Regions from separate parts of the Homo sapiens genome. Here region 2 is linked to region 1. Evidence: chromatin loops called from intact Hi-C (ENCODE). Cell type or tissue: endothelial cell of umbilical vein. All regions are shown on one strand.

Region 1 (8,000 bases):
ATGGTTGGATGGATGGATGCATGGATGGATGGAGTAATGAACAGAATGTGTTGTTGACCTTTTAAAACAGTATGTGTCAAAATTTTGGAGGTCCCTTTGCAGCTAGAAAATAACATATTTCTATCCATGCAAAAAAAAAAAACTACCACAAAGATCTGCTAGCTCTATTTAGATAGTCTGTCTTATTGGCTTCTTACTCTTAAGGAAAGCGTTTTCCTCATTGTCTAAAGAAAAAAGTTATAATCTTGAGAAAAAGAATAAGATTCTTTGATTAGGAACTGTTCTTTTTTACATCAGGAATTTCATCACAGTAAATCTTGATTTAGTCCAAAGATACAAATACTTAAGAATATACAGCCAACTCTGTTTCTGCTGGTAAAAATAGAGGTAGAATCAACATGAACTTTTTTCATATTGGATTTTAGAGCAATGGTCTTCTTGCCGTGCTTCCTTGAGCTAAAATACTGAAAGTCAGATTTTCAACTTGCTGCTGGGCTTTCATCTTACAGTTCCCTTATCCAGATGTTGAATTATTCTCTTACTCATTTAACACAGCAGATCGTTACTTCTAATTTAAAAATTAACTATAGGTCTGGGACATATACAAACAATGCTGCTTCTTGGTCACTGACTTTTTAAGGGAACATTTAAATTTTTCAGTTCTACAGTTCAAACTGCATCCTAACACATTTCATTAGAAGAGAGATCTGTATAGCACTAAGATGGTCAACAGTTCCAGCCAGTGGACTATGTATTTCAAGAAATATGCCAGAGATAAGAGATTTGAACTACAAAAGCCTTTGAGGCAGCAATAATTTTCTGGATTTGATCTGCAGAGTAACAGGGAGTTTGATAAAGGTCAGCATTTTCTAAAATGCTATAAACAGGTCTTATATTTTATTTTTCAGAGACAGGGTCTCTCTCTGTCACCCAGGCTAGAGTGATCATAGCTCACTGCAACCTTGAGCTACTAAACTCAAGTGATCCTTCTGCCTCAGCCTCCCAAGTGTCTGGGACCACAGACCCACACCACCATACCCAGCTATTTTTTTTTTATTTTTAATAGAAATGAGGTCTCACTGTGTTGCCCAGGCTGGTCTCGAACTTACAGGCTCAAGCAATCCTACTGCCTCAGCCTCCTGAAGTGTTGGGATTCCAGGTGTGAGCCACCACACCCAGCCCTAAACAGACCTTTAAAAATTATTTTATATGGTCAGATCATATTATTGATGACTGATCTTTGTCGACCTAGTGTAGATCTCAATTCAAGAATATTTATGGAGTGTCAAGTTAATAAGTATAATGATTTATAAAATAGTCTCTGATATTTGGAGTTTATAGACTGTTTGGATGGATAGGACATGTACTCAAAAATCATGGTGTATATTGAGGACATGAAGAGTATTTTAAAGAAGAAAAAGAGAAAAAAAATTGAGTATCATCACTTTTGGCAGGGGTGGAAGAGAAGCCATGAGATCCACTCGGGATCCACACATGTGAAGTGCTTAGAGGGCCCCTGGTTGAAGATACTCTTTGTCAATGGTGGAGATGGTTCATGTGATTAAGCAAGATCTTGCCAAGTGTTGGAGAGGGAAGGGCATGCCAGTTGAAAGAAACAGCAGTTTCTGCTCAAAACCTTCTAGTGGTGGCACAGCTCCCTCAGAATAAAATTCAGCAGACTCACCCTGCCTTACTGGGCTCTCAGTACAATTCAGTGTGGTCCTTGGATCTCTGCTCCTCTGAGAACTGCTATGGGTCTGTGAGGAGACAGGTTCAGAAGCTTTTTGTAGCAGTAGTTATTGCACTGACATTTTAATTGCATTTTATAAAATTATCGATCTGCAGTGGATCCTGAAAAACAGCCAGTTCTTTAACACAGGGCGTATGAGGAACACTGCCCTGTATGATATTCCCACTGCATCTTCTGCTCTCCTTTCCTATCATTTTTATCCTTATTGCCACTGGTGCACCACCTGGCCTTTTAGTTATTCCTTGAACACTCCAAGCATACACTTCTCAGAACATTTACACCGACTTTTTCCTTTTGCTTCTCTGCTAGGAATGCACTTCCTCCATATAAATGCACCTTTCTCTCCCTCCCTTCCTCCAGATCTCTGTTCAAATGTCATCTTATCAGAAATACTTTCTCTGATGACTAAACACACTTACTCACCACTCTTCTTACCTTGCTTTATCTTGCTTCTTACAAGTTATTAAGTACTAATATATTTATAGATTTATTTATTTATTGCCTGTCTTACCCTATTAGAAATCAACTTCAAAAGAACAGGAACTTATTTATCTTCAATGTTCTATATTCTTAGCACCTAGGACAGTGTGTTACACATAGTTGGCTTTAATAGATACTTGCTCTATGCCTGCATGAATGAATAAATGGCAGGAACAATGAATTCCAATGGGGCTCAAAAATGTAGGTACACTTTGGGGAATCGTAAGTAATTTGGCTTAGAAAAAGAGAAGGAGTTTCAGTCAGCCTTAGTTTCAGTTAGTTTAAGTGGGCAAAGCCATATTTTGGTCCTAGACTTCAACGCATATGAGCCAAGAACATTATTCCTTTTTCTGAACCTAATCAGATGCTACGTTATCATCCAACTTTACATGTACTTGTTTTGTCTCGGTGTTTCAATAATAGTACAACATTTCATATTTTAAGTTTCATCATTATATCATTTAAGAGATTGCTCACAATACTGTGGTTTAATTCCCCTGAAACTGCAGCACATTGGAAATTCATATGGATATGGGAAGAGAAGAGTAATGCTGCCTTAACCACATAGAGAGATGGAATCTAGACTGCATTCTCTCTGCCAGTACAGCAGGGCCCTTAGGCATGGAAATTTATAGATGGGATTCATCCCTCGGAGGTTGATAAAGCTCTGTTGGGGAGGGACTTTGACAGCTGGAAAGGTCAATTTTCCTAGACTACTGAGAGATCCTACAAAATGAGACAAGACAGCCAGAAGAGAAATCTGTGTCCCTCACCCCGCCATGCTCTTCACCCTGTGGGCACTGTGCTGTTTCCTTCCTAGGGGCTTTCAGAGCACCTTGGTGTCACAAAGAAGAAAACAGTCCCATTCATGGGTAGTGAGGAATCTATTTTCTCCTTTTGTAGTGGCCTAGTCTACAGAGAGCTTACATAATTAATGTGCCCCAGAAAGCTGTTTAAATTAATTATGAAACTGGCCTCCAAGAAGTATTCCATGGGAGGAAGTACTTTAGGTGTTTTAAGCTAGGGGCTGGGAGTCCCAGGTTCTTTTTTCATCACCATTAGGATTTTGTGACCTAAGGCAATTCACTTAATGTTCCTCTAAAGTACCTATAAGATACTTTATTGATCCATATTTTATTCATACTTTCCACTTCAGAATCTTAGGAAAACCTCAGTAGAGCCAGTCTAGGAGTCATTGAGTGAACACTAGTAATGCCCTTTGTGATCCTCCATAGAAAATTGCTTAACAGGACCTAGTTACATATATTGGTTCTAACATCCCAAAGTAGATATTTCCTAGCACTCATCATTATTCTTTAATGTGTCCAGTTAAATCCACACATCTGCCTAATTTTTTTTAATTGAAGACTGCATGAGACCTGAGACCTAAATGATCTGTTCTTGTGACTAGACTGAGTACTAATTCAGGTAGGAAATTGTTAAATCATTTCCAAGTTACAGCATTACTATGGTAGAACAAATTGCGTTTTCCATGAAAGATATCAATAAGGACTTACATAGGACTTATGTCTTTTCCACTTATTCTTTTCTTACCATTTGTGCTAAAGAATTTTGACCAATTTTAGGATTCAAGAGGAGCCTGTTTTCAGAAGTGAAATAGATTAGAAAATTATAGTTTTTATTTTATTAATATCAATTTGTTGTTTGTGAGAGGTGCTGCAAAATAGTGTGAACTATTATTTTATTGATGAAGACAATACTCATGTAAACTTCAGTGGTAATAAGAAAACTAGATTTTTCTTCAGAAGAAAGAAACAGTTCTTTGTTCTCCATGGCCATGTGGGATTTCTGTATTCAGCCTTTAGCCCCACAGCAATATGCGTATCTCTATAAAATTGTTCTACTTTTCTAAGCAAAAGAGCATAGGGGCTATAAAATCTTCTTTCTGAACAAGCCAGTGCAGAACTGTGTAAGTTGCCTTCGTTTGTGTAAATCTCATTGAAAAGCTGCAGGAAATGTTTTATTATTCCTGGAGAGCATCTTGCATTTTTTTCTGCTGCACATCAGCAGCTGTCCAGCAGATGGCACTGTGTGGTAACCAGATGACAGTTGCCTTTGCAAATGTGGCTGTTTGCATTTCTGGCATGTATATTTATAAATACTCATTCTGTTAACATTACAGCGTAGGGTATGACACTTTTTTGAAATACAAGGTATTAAATGCCAATGATTTATAAATGTGTATCATATGCCAGAATATTATTATGTATCATTACCCTCTAGAAGAGGTATAGTAAAACTGTTAATGTTTCCTTAAGGACCTTTTTATTTTTCTGATGATAAATATTGGAGTTCACTTAATAGCTTGTCCTAATAAGGTAGAGATATATCAGCAAATAGTCTCCACACTGATATTATCCTGGGTAGCCCTCCCCTTTTTTGTGTGTTGAGGAAGGGACATGGTTGAGCATAGTGTAATGGCCTTGAATGAAATGTCCACAAACTGCTTTCTGTTGCCACAATGTGGAATATAGTGGCAGTCAGAAAGTAAGGAAAGAAAACTAGCATGTCGTTCACTCAAAGTGTGGTTCTGGAAGCATGGGTCTATCTGGTGCTTATAAAAAAGGGAGTATCTTGAGGCCCACTCTAGACATTATGTATCGCAATATGCATTTTAATAAGATTCTCTGGTGATTCATAGTCACATTAAAGTTTGAGATGCATTGACCATAAGGCCTCCACATCTTTAATGTAAAGCAGGTGTTGAGAGCCTAATCTGCACCAAGCAGTGGACTTGGGCTTGTGTTGCAGATGTGGTCAAGTCAGGATACCTACCACCGGGGAACTTACACTCGGTGAATGGGCAGCATGTTACAAAAAGTACACTTCAGCAAAAAAGTACAATCCAGCAAAAAGGATTTCCTTTCAAATGTGAAGAGGATAGAGGTGAGGTGATAGCAACTCTGAAAGAAGCTTATTATAAATTGTATCGGATTATTGTCTCAACACACTTTCAAAAAGGGGCTAAGAGACGAATGCTCCAAGTGCCCGTGTTTGGTACATATTATGCTGAGGTTCATATTTAATCTTTGTAACAACTCTAAGAGATAGATACCACTGTCCTGAAAGGAAACTATGCAAAGCATTCACACAGCAAGCACGTGATGACTTAAAGCTTCCACCTAGTTGGGTCAGACTCGAAAGCCCAAGCTTCTTCAAGAAGCTGCCTCCTAGAAGCCCAGGCTTTTCCGATAAGTTATCTATCCTTATAGCCCCTGCTATAGATAACAAAGGAAAGAGTTGATTTCCGGACCAAGGATCTGAGGATCTTATATTAAATTGTAAATTTTGGAAAGTTTGTAAGTTAAGCACTTAAGGTGACTTCCTGACTGAAGGTGATGATCACTTATATCTTGCATGTGAGTCATCTGAGTTTCTACATCAGGATGCCTGGAAATATAAACAGAGCCCTGCCATCTTAGGAAAGGAGAAACTGGCTGCAGATAGGGGACCTTCAGATGAAGAATTAGTAATAGGACAGGACTATCTATTAATGCTGAGCTGAGGAGGACTAAGAAGCCAAGTATTTTCCCCCAAGTGCAACTGGTGCTGCCTGCTAGTTAGTGTTCATCAGGATGTTGAATAACACAGCCCTGCAGCACCCACAGAGCACTATTTTTAGGAATTGCCCAGATTGACAGTGATCTCTTCAAAACCATTTTCTGAGGTTAATATAGTTGTAATTACCTACACTTATATGATACTGCTTGTTTTGTCTAAGTTCATTTGATGAGTCTCCCATAGAGAATGGAATTAGACATCCCAGTAAGATAAGGGATGGCAACTACTTTTTGTTCCTGTAGATTAGGAGGATTGTTGCTCAGTCTGAGAAAATTATTTTATTCAGAGTCACTTTTTTTTCTACTTGTATTATTTATTTATGTAGTGTACTTACCTGAAAGCATAAATTAATATTCGAGTTTGAATAATGGTTTAGAAGCAGAATCATGTGCAGTTGGCAAAAATGAAACTTGCTTCTTGTGAGGAACTTATGGACCATACACAAATGCTAAAGGAACTAAATAGCTTCTATTTCTGTGATGGCTAATACTGGTTTTTTTTTGTTTTTTTGTTTTTTTGTTTTTTTGTTTTTTTGTTTTTTTTCAGAAAATGTGGAGAATATGCTAGTCTTTTGGGCCTCATTTTGCTATTTCCTGGCAATTTGTTGCGTTTAGTATTTTAGAGTCAAAAATGGTTTTGCTTCTGGCTTATTTGGCTGATATCAATGGTGAATTCACATTCCTTCATATGGCTCATATTCCCAAATGTGCAAAGTGTGGTGTAGGGTATGGTAGAAATTGTTAGGAAAAAATACCTGGACAGATTCATAGGGATTATGTAATAGGAAAACTAAGCCAAAAAGCCTAGTCATGATGGGTATAGTGATCATTTGTTGATGGGCAAAGTTATCTCATTCTTTAACGGAAGAGCTCTGATACATCAAAATTTTCCCATAACCAACAACCACAAAAAAGTCACCAAATTAATGCTAAAAATACTAGATCTTTTTTCCAGGATGATATTTTTCTCCACTTCAATTAGTATTTCCCTCATATCCCCCTCTCCCCCCATACCACTAGCTCATCTTTAATTCTTAATATTTCTTAATTTTGCTTCACTTCCATGTCTCCTTGGAGTAGAGGATTTTCTTTTAAATGCAAAGAGGATAGAGGTGAGGTGATAGCAACTCCGAAAGAAGCCTATTATAAATTCTGTTGGATTATTGTCTCAACACACTTTCAAAAGTGGACTCTTGACCACTTAAAGTTTTACCCTTATCTTTCTTTATAGGAAAATGAAGTGTTTCCTAGAGAAACAGTAGACACTATTACCTAGTATTCCATCTGGGGGAGAGTTTTAGTAGCTAGAATCTGCAAAAAAAAGTCAAAAAATGCCAAGAAACACAAGTCAATTTGAGTGATTTTGAATAATTTATATTTTTAAGAGTAGTTCCAGGATATATCATACAATAGATTCACTTTCATCTTAATTTCTTAAGCATAAAAACTGAGTTATGAAACCTATGGTGTTGAAAGTAAATTCTTGCAAAGAAGCAGTAAGAGTGCCATATATTATATATATAATTTTCTATACTTTTATAGCGTTGTTTTAGTAAAGAGCATACAGACCATTTGGAAAATTAGAAAAATGATCTCTTATATATACAGTAATCTCCTAACCATATTATTAAATTATGGAGAATATCTATTCCTTTACCATGCTGAATAACTTCATAGTACTGAAAGTGAAGACATACATTAACACCCCACCCTCAAAACAAAAAAACATGGTGAATATTGTTGAGAGACTTGCCCTGGAAAGCATGATCAAAGGAAAGGTAGGCAGTGTTTCCTCTATAAACCTCACACTCCTGAGATACTGAGCTACCAAAAGCCTCCAAGGTGCTGCACCAGTTCACACTTCTGTGCTCGACATTAATATGGCTTTACCTGTAGTTTCAGACACTCCATCATCTCTGCACACTTGATAAGCTTGTACTTATCCTTCAAGACTCAGCTCAAGTGTCCTCCAGTCTTTGAAGCTCACTGATCACATCTCTTTTCCTCTTTCTATGATAGCTTACTACTCTTATTCTTGTCTCCCTATTTTGAATTTATATGATGATATGCCTTACCTCCCTGCACCTCAAAATGAGCTCCTTGAAGTCAGGAACCACATTTTATTCATTTATATATCCTCAGTGCCTAGAGCATAGATGGAAAATACCCAGCACTTAACTTATGCCTCC
Region 2 (8,000 bases), 720 kb after region 1:
TCAGGAAAGAGGAAGTATAAAAAAAAAGACGGCCATATAGAATTCCTCTTCGCATCTACATGTAGCCTCCTCTCAGAAAGACTGATTTCTGTGTGGGAAGAGGGTGTGGTTCAACTTTTGCCCAGCAGGGAGAGGTCCCACTAGAAAAGTATCAACCAAATGCTTATAGGCAAGATAATCACTGATTGTTAAATCTATTCATCATGCCCATAGCTAAAAATGGTTTAACAAATAAGTATGTACAATACATTTCCTTAAATTACTCAGGGACCTTTAACGTTAGGAGTTTTTTGGTCCTGATCCACCAAGATAAGAAAGGAGGTGAATCTTATCTTGCCCTAGTAGGAGTGTGTGTGTGTGTGTATGCATGCACATAGACAGACAGACAGATAGATAGATAGTCCTCAACTTAGAATCATTCACCTTAATGTTTTCCACTTTTATGATGGTGTCAAAGCAATATGCAACCACGAAATTTCAGACTTTAAGCATTGGTGATTCTTTAACCAAAGACACTCTGAGCTACATTTTTTACTTACGATATTTTCAACTTACAGTGGGGTGTATTGGCATGTAACCCCATTGTAACTCGAGGAGCATGTGTGTATATGTTTTAAAGGGACATTATCATGTTTTCCTAGTCTTATCTTAACTCTTATTTATACCATCCTGTTTCCTTAGATACTTGAATGTGTATGGGATTTCTTTCCTAAAATCTTGTCATAAATAGCAAGAATATAGTATAATCATGTTGCCCTGCCCCCCCCAAAAAAATTTCTTTCTTTCTTTTTTTTTTTTTTTTTTTTGAGACAGGGTCTCTCTCTGTCACCCAGGCTGGAGTGCAGTGGCACGAACTTGGCTCACTGCAACCTCTGCCTCCTGGGCTTAAGCGATCCTCCCACCTCCCAGCCTCCCAAGTAGCTGGGACTACAGGCGCATGTCACCATCCTTGGCTAATTTTTTTGTGTTTTTCGTAGAGAGGGGGTTTTGCTGTGTCACCCAGGCTGGTCTCAAACTCCTGGACTCAAGCAATCCACCTGCCTCGGCCTCCCAGAGTACTGGGATTACACGTCTGAGCCACCATGCCCAGCCCAGAAAAAAATTTCTATCATCTTTTGCTACCATTTTTGCTGGCACTACTAAAAGCATTAAAATGTGACAGCAGTTCCATTGCCTCCACATCTATGTACAATTTCTAATACCATTTTTGCTCTGGTGCTGATGGTTTCCTGATATCAGGTAGGGTGGAGTACAGGGATGCTTCTACCAGGAGTGTGATTATACAGCCACTGCCTTTATTTCTGGCTTTGCCTTTGTGATATGGTCTATCAGATGATTGATAAAATCTATCTAGAGTAAGGATATAAGACAAAATAAAGATACTGTAATTAAGGGGAAAGGGAGGCTAGAGGACATGGCTCAGTATCCCCAAGTCTTTTATTTAGGATATGGGTTCAGCTACTTCTGACTTGACTTAAACAGTGACAAAATAACAATGGCTTAAACAAGATAGTTTATTTCTCTTCATGTAAAAATTTGAATGACAATTTAGTGAAGGTGACAAGGGCCCACGCTTCTGCTAAGGTCCAGGCATTCCTAGAGTGGTATATGATAGATCATATGGTATAAGATAGATCACTTCCATAGCCACAGAGTATCCAGTTATTAATACAAACAAATGAGAAGAGGAAGGGGAGAGCAAGTCTTTCTTTGTTTTTAGAGCACAATCCAGAAGTTGAATTCCTATCTTAGTCACATTAAATTGGCTAGAGTATCGTTACGTAGTCAGACCTAGAGTTGCAAAGGAGACTGAAAAAATGCAGTTTAATCTGAACAGCCATGTGTCCAGGTAAAAATTCTGTTATTAGGGAAGAAAGAGAGAATGAATATTGGGAAACACTTTCAAGACTCCCACACCAAAGTACTACCTAAATATTTTATTCTTCCTATGTTTGTGTGAGGTATTGAGGTTTTATAAATGTGCACATAATTTTGCAATTGTATTTTTATTTATATTACACAGTAAGAAAAACAGAATGTTCTATATTTATAGTCTTCCTGTTACAAATATGCGATTAGAGCTTAAAGAGTCATAGTATCAGAATTAGAATGTTAATATTCCCACTCAATATACTGAGGTCTCATTTTCATTATGGTGGGTTTACTAACTGCCCCATATACTTCGCAGGGCTGCTTTGAAGCTAAAATGAGATCATTCATATGGGATCACATTAAGCTGCTAGAAATTAGAAAATGTACATGAGATAGTATAAATTTTACAGTCACTAATTTAAGTTTCTTTTCATTAGACGCTGTTGGAAGCTCTGACTGTGGCAGTTGTTGGTAAGCCGTAACTGCATTTCTATATGTTATAATAACTTTTTAATGTAGATAGATCTTTCAGGTAAAAAGGTATTTGGGGCTAAAGTTTAACATCATGGAATATCATATTTCAGAAATATAGCATAGGACAAATAATTTCTAAAGTATAAGCAAAAGTTAGATATTTATCGTTTACATATTTCAGCTGAGCTTAGAAGTGGAAAAGAAAAATAAAAGGAATGGAGAACAGTATTTCATTTGTTTACCCATTTAGAAAAATAAGACAACTATAGCTAATCTTTTCCCTAATTTAAAGTTATCATCAAGTAACTGAGAACATGTGTTCTGAGCCACGTACTTTGATCATATGTATGAGCTTAACTCCTTTAACTGGCCTGTGCCAAACTGAACTGTGCTTTAACATTATATCCTCATATTTTATCAAATGGCACTGCAAGAAACAGTGGTAATTTCTGCTCTGTATTTCATGTTAAATATGTGTTTGAAGGCCGTTTCTGTTATAATTACTTGATGTACCCTATGTAATGCCTCAAATAAAAAATTTCAGTAAATTAAGAATAGAAATTCTGATTGTCTCAAAATGGTTAACCTTGAGTACCAAAAAGGTCAGAGTTAATTATTACTCTCCATAATAGCAAGTTGTTTATCCTTATAGTTAATATATTTAACTCTTCCTACTTTGTCATTAGTTTTTTTAACCTTTCTATGCCAGTTTTGTTTAATCTGTATGTTTTTGTAATCTCTTTTTAAAAGAATCAATATAAATAAATAGTAATAAATAATAAATAGGATTGAAGCTTCTTAACAGAGAAAGGAAGTATTATTAATATTTACTTATTATTAATGTTACTTACTATTAAGGTTATCAAATCCATCTCTCCCTTCTCCAGCCCCTACTATGTATAAAGAATGTAGGAGAGAGATTCATTTCAGGATTATTGGAATTGGGGGTAGAAAAACATAGATGAGGTAATCTGAGAACATTATTTTCCTCAGTAATTGCAATATCTTTTCAACCTAATCGTATACTTAAATTACTGACAAGAAGCAAAATGGACTTCATGTCTTATCTTTTCCATGTTCACCTTCCTAATCCTGTAATGGCATAAACAGAGAAATTCCAATCATGTAGCATTTAATGATAGAAAGAACATGAATAATTACTCCCCTGAAAAATTAAAAATTACTTAAATGGCTTTGGGTTCAAAGCAGTTAACCTCCAAGAGGTTATAACTTTGCAATTTATTAAAATGTTAAGGAGTTTTATTACAATAGCCATAATTGAATGGATGATTATTCTAAAATTACAGAAAGGAATTTGGCATATATTCAGTAAACCCCAAAATAATGTACTCCAAGATAATACACATTTGGATATAAAGCAGTTAGTGGTTGGTTTCTGTCCTCTGCAGGGTAAGTGAATGGTAGGCAACCCCAGACAGCCCCAATATTTTTCTTTCCCAATTTCCTTGATTTGGGCTGATAAACCAAGTATAACTAACTAGATGATTGCTGGATTTGCTGCTACTGTCCAGGAATTCCCAGCCAGGCAGGAGACCCAGAATCATCCCTATTGATATTTAAACCATAATGGACAATCACCACAGATGGTGGTAAACTGTGCCTGGGACAGAGATGGCTGAGAATCACTCCCATACCTGTAGAACTCCAAACTGGCTACAGGCGTGATAGCTCTCCAGTCATTTCATTAACTTGGTAATAATGTGACCTCTGATTTTGTATGAATGAATTTTTTGGAGACTGTTAATTGCATTATGGGTGTGGTTTCACTGTACCCATGTAGTCAAGGATGGATAAGAAATCTTTTCTAATTGTTTTTATTGGCATAAAGTACAGGAGAAAATGAAGCATTTCTATAAAATGCCAGAAAAAGCTGTTTTGTATTGAGCATGTTTATATGCATGTTAATCAGTGTTTTAATTTTACAGTTACTTTCTATGATGTATATATTATTCTGCAAGCTTTCATACTGACTACTACAGTATTTTTTGGTTTGACTGTGTATACTCTACAATCTAAGAAGGATTTCAGCAAATTTGGAGCAGGGTAAGTTGTATATATTCTTGGATATAATAGATAGATGTCTTTAATTATTATAGGTGGTTTTGAGGAATGTGCTACACTGTTATTTTTGGGTACTGTCTTTTAAAATGGAGGGTAATAAGAGATCATCTCTTTGAGTACTAGGGCCAGGTCCTACTCCTAGAACATACACAGAAATGGAAAGTGGCTTTGACTTATTTGCTTCTCTCCTATAGTGAAAGGGAAGTGAATTAAAAAAAAAAATAAGCTTTCCAGAGAGTTTAAGCTTGTATGCTTTATTAACATTATGGAATTTACTGAAATTACTTCAGTCTTTGTCTTAGCATAAATGTTACCAAGACCATCCACGTCTTCTTGGAAGAAGCGCTGTAATTAGTACAGGTATTGAAAGGGTCTGCATGAACTTTAAGACCTTTTGATCCATCTAGATTAACCTGTATCCTTCCTCAAACAAATATACGGAATGATCCTTTTTATATTAGGATTATGGTACAGCATTGCCCTCACCTGGTAGGAATGCATAGACTCTTTTCTAAGCTCACAGTGGCTTCCTGTTGGCACAGTCACCCAACCGTTTTCTTTTTCCTGTTACAACACTATTTACAAAACTCTGCTCTTGCTAAACTTTCTTTCCTCCCCCACCCCTTTTATTCTGGTAATCCAGAACACCAGAAGTCTCTATTGAGATAAAATATAGTTGGTCAGCCAACACTGACAATTGCGCGAGCTGCTTAAATAGTTTCATTAGAATGGAGTTTGATTTAGGGAGAGGTAACATTTTCTATTTTCTTTTCCTTCTTTGGAAGGATGTTTCATACATATTTGTGTGGCATATATGATGAAAGTTTTGTTCTACTTCCTCTTCTCAACCCAATCTCCAACTGTTCCCTCCCTTTCATTAATTCCAGTATCATCTCTCTTAAATCCTTTTCTGGTAAACTTGCCTTATATTTCAGCCTCTTCATAATAAATTTACATTGATTGATAGAAATGGTATTACAGTGATCATATATAGATCTGAGACCAGATATTTCTGAAGTGCGTCTGTCTGTGTCTGCTGTTTCTGATAATTCTTATGATATTTTCTTTCTTTAAGTGTTCAGTTATTTTTGACTATGTAATTGTCCTTGAAAAACTATTTGTTGAATTTCTTTGAGGCCTTGATTGAAGGTGCACTTTTCCATACAGTATTTGGGTTTTCGCCTAGCATCTGGGAAAACTATTGGATTGGGTCCACTTGAAACTAAATTCATGGCTTACGATGTTTTCCCAACCACACAAGTGTTCTTCAGTTAGACTACAAATCAGCAAAGGGATAGCTTGTGGTGACAATTTCCCAGGGATGGTTCTTCTCTGCCCCCACCCCGCAATTTACCCCTGCTTAGTGCATTGATGACTTTTCTTGTAGTTGGGCAAATTCAGCTACAGTACTATGATTACTTCTTTGGGTTTCCACTTTTACCTAGATTTTGATTTGATAATTCCATTCTACCTTGACAGTTATTTGATGTTTTTAAGAACGTATTCTTTGTTTTCTCTTTTATGCATCATTTCAGTAGTTTTTCGGGGTGGGACAGGGGCAGTAATTAGTCTGGAATAGTTCTTACTTGCTGTAGTACTGGAAACGGAACCCTTTCAAAATTGCCTCTTACCTGTATTACTACAACCAGCCTCTCTATTCTCCAGTCTTAACAGTTTCCAGCCTCTTTTCCACCAAGCAGTTGGGTGATACAAAAATGGAAACTTGATTACAGTATACCTATTTAAAACCCTAACACTTCACTACTGCTCTTGGTATACAGCCCAGTTCTCCACTGAATCACATCTACTGCTATTAGTTACTGGATATTGCCATGTAATGACTCTCTAGCAAAATCCTAATAATAATTATACTTTGGTCAGTATGCCATAGATTCAGCTACTTAAGAGTAGCACTTTATTGCATTTTAAATAAAACTTAATGGCACTACTTACTGTGACGCCTCAAAGCCAAAGTGGTTGTGGAAGCTGAGTGCCAAAATGGATATAAAGACCGAGGGAAAAGATTTTCTGTGAAAATATTTTCTAAAAAGTTTATAGGCTGTTCCTTCTGACCTGTTTATGGGACATAATAGGGACTGAAGAAGTGCGTTAAATGTTTGGATGTATGGTAGTATCAGGCAATGGTGGCAGTGCTTCATAGATTGACTTAAAGCTGTGATGTTTTTACAACATCATTATCCTGTGGTAATTCTGCCACAAAAGGAATTAAATCTCAGAACTACATATGATAACTGTGGCAACTGGTCATTGGTGTGCTAGAGTTGCCTTGTGCCAGCTTATGAGGCATCTTGCAAGTCAGTTGTTAAACTGCTGGAAGTTTAAAGTAGGCCATGAAGGATGTATGTACACCACAGAAATTAAGAAGCACTACAAATCAGGGCTCATTTTCTTTCCTAGAAAGTCAGTTTACTGGTACATCACTGTTTGTAAGTTATTTTTTATTCTGTGCTTCTTGTTGAGAGGGATGAGGGTAGGATTTGTCAGTCTTCTAGATGGAGTTGTTAGAATAGCAAAATCAGCACTATGTCCATGGTATATCTTATCTATATTCTCAGAAAATTTGCTCTCTTTGATGCTTAAATATTTAATGAGATGTGAGTCAGAGTAGAGTGAACTAACAACTTAGGCAGAATATTTGTAGGACATGACTTTCAAATCTTTACCTGTTACAGTATCTACAGAGAATGCTGTCATAAACTGACAAGTCTTAGGCTGAATTTCTTACCAGAAACTTACCAAATGGAGCCTGTGACCCTAAATAACTGTTTTAGTGTGTGTACACTTAGGTTGCTGGGTGGGGCATGCTGCTTAACCAGGGAGCCTAAGTGTGTCAGATTTCAACTTGGATGTTGTAGTGGAGAAAAGGTATCTGTTTTAATATGTATTGTCAATAGTGTCTGATCAGGCTCAAATGTAGGATCTTGTCCAGTTAGTGAATAAGAGTAAATTAATGTCCAGTGACCTCTGGCAGCCCTATCCTAATGTCTTATTAGAAGCCCACAAGAATTGGAGAGGATTTTTCATGGGTCTCGTGTTTCTGAATGTCTTGTGAATGATGTGCTGACTGCTCTTTGTTCCAGACAATCTTTTTAAGGGTTTTTTTTTTCCAATAGTGAACAGCCTGGAAAGATAGAAATAGTGCTCGCTAGAGCAGAGGGCAAGCATGTTTACTTTCCATTATAAAAAAGACTTGCTTCCCTAAATTCAAGGTTCCTCTCTTGTAACACAACCCACTGTGTGTGTAGGTGTCATGTGGCCCTCTTAGCATCACCTGGGCCCTGTCATAAAAATGCTGATACTACTGTTATTACTGTAAACTGTCCTTTATCTCAGACCTAGGAGCTTGATGCATCCATGAAACTGTGCCAGGCTAACTTGTTAGCCTGCAAGTAGGGTAATATCTCGGATGCTGTAAGTTCTTAATATCACCTTCCCCATACCCCATGGTGCAGGAACGTTGGAATTTCCCTAGGCTTTAAGAATGAAAAAGCAAATCCTAAGTCCCTTTCAGTCCTGAAGGATCTATGTTGTGAGGTAGCATGATACCTCAT

Evidence for each region. A loop is a pair of places that touch in the nucleus more often than their neighbours do. Peaks named below come from ENCODE experiments on the same cell type or tissue, not always from the same donor. Only the 100,000 strongest peaks of a DNase experiment are listed, where the experiment ranks them.
Region 2: a loop joins it to region 1, with 22 times the contacts of the local background. A loop is called at or near these places in 4 of 110 quality-filtered maps.

The regions. Positions count from the first base shown.
Region 1 is chr12:66,857,615-66,865,614 of GRCh38, reverse strand. It overlaps a transcript of GRIP1 not described here. Among named protein-coding and RNA genes, the nearest start is that of GRIP1, 180 kb to the right of the region's middle. In endothelial cell of umbilical vein, a CTCF peak has its summit at 4,271 (motif pointing right); a DNase peak (open chromatin) is centred at 4,264.
Region 2 is chr12:66,142,251-66,150,250 of GRCh38, reverse strand. It overlaps TMBIM4 (transmembrane BAX inhibitor motif containing 4), which reads left to right. Exons shown (of 7, transcript NM_016056.4): 4 at 2,310-2,343; 5 at 4,293-4,410. Among named protein-coding and RNA genes, the nearest start is that of LLPH-DT, 16 kb to the right of the region's middle. In endothelial cell of umbilical vein, a CTCF peak has its summit at 4,935; a DNase peak (open chromatin) is centred at 4,920; H3K27ac peaks cover 1,112 bases.